Regions from separate parts of the Homo sapiens genome. Here region 2 is linked to region 1. Evidence: chromatin loops called from intact Hi-C (ENCODE). Cell type or tissue: gastrocnemius medialis. All regions are shown on one strand.

Region 1 (2,500 bases):
CGTCCACCCAGGCTCTGGCTGACAAGGGGCCCTCCTGCTGTGCTGGCTCCCGAAGGGGATGGCCCGGACTGGGCCCAGCTGCCCTCTGGTGGATATGGGGCCACCCCAGTCAGGGTGGGGCTGACAGGGTCCATGCTCCCTCCCGCCCTCGGACGTGCAGACTTGAAGAACGCTGGCGGGCGGGCTTGGGGGCCTAGCACCGGCCAGGTCACCAGTGCTACCTTCCTCTGAGTGAATCTGCCGGAGGACTGAGCTGGGGTCCGGGAACGGCTTCCCAGCAGGCCCTGCAGCCTATTCTGCCCCAGGCGTAAGTCATGCTCCCTCCCTGGGAGGACATGGCTGCTGGTGGGGTGCTGGGGCCACATCCAGTCCTCTTGGCTTCTTGAGGTTGGGGTGATGACTGCCCCCAGCACGTGAAACCCATGGGTAGGCGGTGGGGACTGTGTTCCTGCCCTGATGACACCTGCTGTGGGAAGGCACCAGAGCCCCTGCAGGCCCCCACTTCTGCAGAAGCACGGGGGGTGGGGGGTGGGGGGCGTGGGAGAGGCCCACAGAGGCTTGTGCCCCTCTAACCTGTTCCGTGGTGACAGGGCTCTCGCTTGCCTCCCGGGGAGGCATCCTGAGCCCAGTGGCTAGATTCAGGTCGTGGCCCTGCTGTGAGAGGGACCTTTGCGTCCCTGACTGACAGTGGGTGAGCCAGGCCGTGAGAGTCTTTTTCTGTTGGCCGTGGCTGGAGCCTGTGACCTGCAGGCCAGAGAGCGCAGGGCCACCTGCAGTCGCCGACCGGGCCCATTGTCATCTGTGGATCTGGCTGTGCCTCAGTTTCCCACCCATCAACTGGGGCTGGGGCTGTAGCTGAGTGGCGCTTCCTTGGGGGGTGGGAGAGGAGAGGCTGCCATATCCAGAGCACGTCCGCCCTAGGCCCTGGCCCGGCCCGGGGCCCTGCCTCCGCTAATTTGAGAGGATAGAGGAAGTCCCCTGTGGCCTCTCCCCTTCTCAGCTGACCTCACCCATCTGGGGCTGCACAGGAAATGCCCGGGTGTGCTGGGGCCTGACCCTTCTGCAGAGCCGGGGCCCCAGCGCCAGCCGCCCGCCATCTGCTGACCTCTGGCCAGGCTCAACGCCACACTCTCCAAGGCTGACTCAGAGCCCTGGGAAAGGGTCAGGGGCTCCCACCTCCGTGCTGAGCTCATCAGGGAGGGGCTCAGCACCTGGTCACCTCTGTGTCCTCACACCCCAGGCTCTGCCTGGCTGCTGCCTGCCTGGTGGTCAGTGCCTGTCACCCCCACTGTCCCCTCCAGGCCACAGGAAGAGTCTGAGCAGGGAGAACCCTGGTCTCACGGGCTCCCAGGGCCCTGGCACCGAGGGTGTGAGGAGCCTCTCCTGGGACAAAGGCCGAGGGGTTCCGGGGGTCCTTGGCCTCCGTGGCCGTTGGCATGGGGCCCCCCCAACGACCCGCAGCCGGCAGATGGGGCGGCGGCTGCAGTTCCCCCAATGCTCACAGCGCGGCGGTGTTTCCCCGCGGAAGCTGCCCCGGACCAGTGGCCTCTACCCTGCTGCTGCCAGCCTTGGGCGGGGCTCCCTGCACGTGGGACACGCACCCCTCCCACCCTGACAGCCTGTGCGTCCCGCCCTGCGTGGCTTCTCTCCAAAGGCTCTTAAGATTCGAGGAGAGGGGCGGAGAGAGGACCTGGCTTGGTTGGGAAGTGGGGCCTGGGACCCTGGGACCCTGTGCTCCGACCCCACCTGCAAGGCTGCGCCCTCCGCAGGGGGCCGTCCGGGGGGGCCCTGCCCGCGGGTCACTGCCAGGATCCTGCAAGCAGCCAGCGGGCACCGCTGTCACCACATTTCACACTCTGAGGAGCTCTGGGCACAGCCTCCAGGGAAAGCCTGGCTGCCGACTCTGGCCCCCTGACTCCTGAATCCTGCGAGTCACACGGCGGCACGGCCTGCATATCGGGGAGGATGGCAGGCTGGGCTGTCCTGAGGTGACCAGGGAATGCCAGACGCTTTGGGGTGAGGGTTTGCTTGCCGGCTTTGGGGCAGGCCAAGGGATTCTGCAGGGGCAGTAGGTCCCCGCGATCTTCTGGGGAGGGGCCGGCTGCCGAATCTCTGGGATTCAAATGTGGAAAACCCACAGGGGGCATTCCCGTGATGACTGAAAGAAGAAGTGGCAGCGTCACAGCTGAAGGGAGGCTGTCAGAGTGACCAGAGTGGCCAGTCCAGAGGAGACGGGTGGGGCAAAGTCTCCAGGAGGCCAGGAGATGCCTTCAAGAAAAGAAATGGAAAGGAGTGATGACCTGATGCGTGTGAGAACACGGGGACGAGCCTTGCGGCTCCGTGGGAGAGCTTGGGTGAGGACCACCCGTGCCGCGGCGACCTCTGATCGTCACCCAAGCTGTGCCCTCCCATTTCACGGTAAAAGGGGTTTCACCGGGCTCAAGGCTGTCCAGCTAAAGACCACGTCTCCCAGCCTCCTTGCAGACTCTAACTTAGCCTG
Region 2 (2,500 bases), 160 kb after region 1:
GTTACTCAGGCTTTGCAGACGAAGACGCAGGGTCAGTGAGTGAGCGAGCTTTGGGAAAGGCTGTTCTTCAATCTGCATCTTGAAGGTGGCTGGGTGGCGCCTCAGTCGCCTGCCCCGACGTGACTCCCGATCTGGCTGCTTTGTGTCTTTGCTTTCCACCTGGCGGCTGCTGTCCTGGCTGTTGCTGTACCTCAGTGTCCTCGTGGGTCAAGTGGGGACCTGGGTGCTGGCCCTGGGCCTGCGATGGTGAGCTGCTGGTGCACGCTGGGCATGGGGTGAGGGCTCAGAAAGGGAACAGCTCTTGTTATCGTTAGGAGGTTTTCAATCGCATTCTTTGTTCTCCACCTGCATGCCGTGTTGGCACAGTTAAGCCTGGCGGCCCCTTCAGCAGGTGTCCTAACCGTCTACATTTTAAGATGGACAAGTCTAGGCTCATGGAGATTGCAGGACTGAGCTGCGAAGCTTTATTCATGCCCAACACGACAGGTGCCAGGTGCCCAGGGCCTCAGAGGTGGGTTTCCGTTGTTCTTCACACAACCTTGAACTTGTGGCCCATCCCTGGACCTTACAGCACAGGACACACTCTCAGTGTTTGTTAGGAATCTATAATTTTCTGCGGAGTCACGCGTGATATTTGCTGTGGCTTTTGGTATATCTTCCACTCTATCGCACGGGATTTTCTGGTGAAAATGTGCCCTGGGTCCACACAAACGTGCACATTCTACCACAGCCTTTGTCGTTCTGTTTGGCATTTTTCCATTTAATAAAATGAACCTTAGAAAAGTTATAACTACGGCCAGGCGTGGTGGCTCACACCTGTCATCCCAGCACTTCGGGAGGCCGAGGCGAGAGGATCACCTGTGGTCAGGAGTTCCACACCAGCCTGGTCAACTGGTGAAACCCCCCTCTCCACTAAAAATACAAAAATTAGCTGGGCACCATGGTGGGCACCTAGAATCTCAGCTACTTGGGGGGGCTGAGGCAGGAGAATTGCTTGAATTCGGAAGGAGGAGGTTGCAGTGAGCTGAGATTGCACCACTGCACTCCAGCCTGGGGGATACAGTGAGACTCGGTCTCAAAAAAAAAAAAGAAAAGTGTATAACTTTACTTTTTTTTCTTTTTGTGGAGATGGAATCTTGCTATGTTGCCCAGGCTGGTCTCAAACCCCTAGGTTCAAGTGATCCTCCCACTTTGGCCTCCCAAAATGCTGAGACGACAGATGGGAGCAACCTCACCTGGCAAGCGTGCACCTGTTACTTTGGCCGACTCAGAGGCGGCTCTCTGCCTCCCCCTGGTGGCACTGCTCTGCCAGCGCCCCACAGGTCCTCCCGAGTGACCACAGGGCAGAAATGGCCCTCACCCCACGCCCAGGGCCATCCCCCGCGACACTGCTATTATCCTGTTTTACACATGAGGAAGCTGGGGCTCAAAGAGGTTAGGCGACTTAGCCAAGTTCGCCCATTCACTGAGCCAGGGCTATGTGATTCCCGGTCCGTGTCAAACCACGAGGAGTCACCTGCCCTCAGAGGAGCAGGAAGGCCTGTAGAGTTGATGCCATCCAGCCTGGTGACTTTTCAGACAGGGAGACGGCTGCTCAGAGGGGAGAAGGGGGTTGTTGGGCCACTTTGCCAGGAGTCAATACCATGGCCAGCCTGGCATCGGATACTTTGCCAGGAGTTAATGCCACGACTGGCCTGGCATCGAATACTGGAGCTCTTCCCAGCTCCACCCGGGCCCTTTTCTCTTCCCTATCTACAGTCCCCAGGCCACCAAGTCCATGTCCACCACTTAAATCATCACTCAATGCTCAGGACTGTCTCCTGCCTGCTGTGTGTGAACCCCGTGCTGTGCTGGGGTTGTGCCCTCGGGGACTCTCCCGGGTTCTTGGGGACTCTCCTGGGTTCAGCGCCTCTTTCTCCTAGGCCACCCAAGGCTGCCTCCTGGGCCCTGGCTCTCCCTAGCCCCTAGCTCGAACCCTAACCTGGAGAGCCTTTGGGGCCCAAACTGGTTGCATCGCTCCTGGCTGAAAAGCCTCTGGAAGCTTCCTATACTTCCAGACACCACCTGCGGGTCTCTTAGCAAGCCTACAGAGTCCACACTAGCCTACGCCCACTGGCCGCTCACCCCGCAGAAGCCTCATGTGGACTGTTCACTTCAGCCAGAAATGCTCCTTCTCCTCCTGCCTGTCCCCAGCAGACACTGCATGGTGCCCTCTGTATGGGCACCTCTGTGGCCAGCCAGCATCCATGTTCCCCGGAGGCAGAGTCTGGGCTTGTCTGTCTCACGGCCACAGCCCAGCTCCTAGCAGTGCCTGGGGTACAGCAGGGACTCAGCAGACATCTGTGCATGGTTTGGGGATAGAGGACTCGTGAGCTTACCAAGACCCTGCCTCAGCTCAAGGACAGCCAGCAGTTCCTCCTGTGGCCCTGGGGGCCTGCGGTCCCAGGTTACTGTGACATCGACATCAGCCTTGAGCTTTCTGCTTCATTCCTAGTGCTTT

The links. Peaks named below come from ENCODE experiments on the same cell type or tissue, not always from the same donor. Only the 100,000 strongest peaks of a DNase experiment are listed, where the experiment ranks them.
Region 2: a loop joins it to region 1, with 10 times the contacts of the local background. A loop is called at or near these places in 93 of 110 quality-filtered maps.

Annotation. Positions count from the first base shown.
Region 1 is chr9:136,643,662-136,646,161 of GRCh38, reverse strand. LOC105376325 (a long non-coding RNA gene) reads left to right here and starts at 1,686. Exons shown (of 3, transcript XR_930446.4): 1 at 1,686-2,016; 2 at 2,141-2,418. RefSeq lists silencers at 113-162, 1,323-1,452, 1,723-1,772, an enhancer at 1-499 and a cis regulatory region at 1-1,839. In gastrocnemius medialis, CTCF peaks have their summits at 77 (motif pointing left), 1,294 (motif pointing left) and 1,498; DNase peaks (open chromatin) are centred at 1,031 and 1,581; H3K4me3 peaks cover 2,178 bases; H3K27ac peaks cover 2,500 bases.
Region 2 is chr9:136,487,604-136,490,103 of GRCh38, reverse strand. No RefSeq gene overlaps it. Among named protein-coding and RNA genes, the nearest start is that of C9orf163, 5.4 kb to the right of the region's middle. RefSeq lists a silencer at 1,194-1,243. In gastrocnemius medialis, a CTCF peak has its summit at 1,291 (motif pointing left); a DNase peak (open chromatin) is centred at 1,292.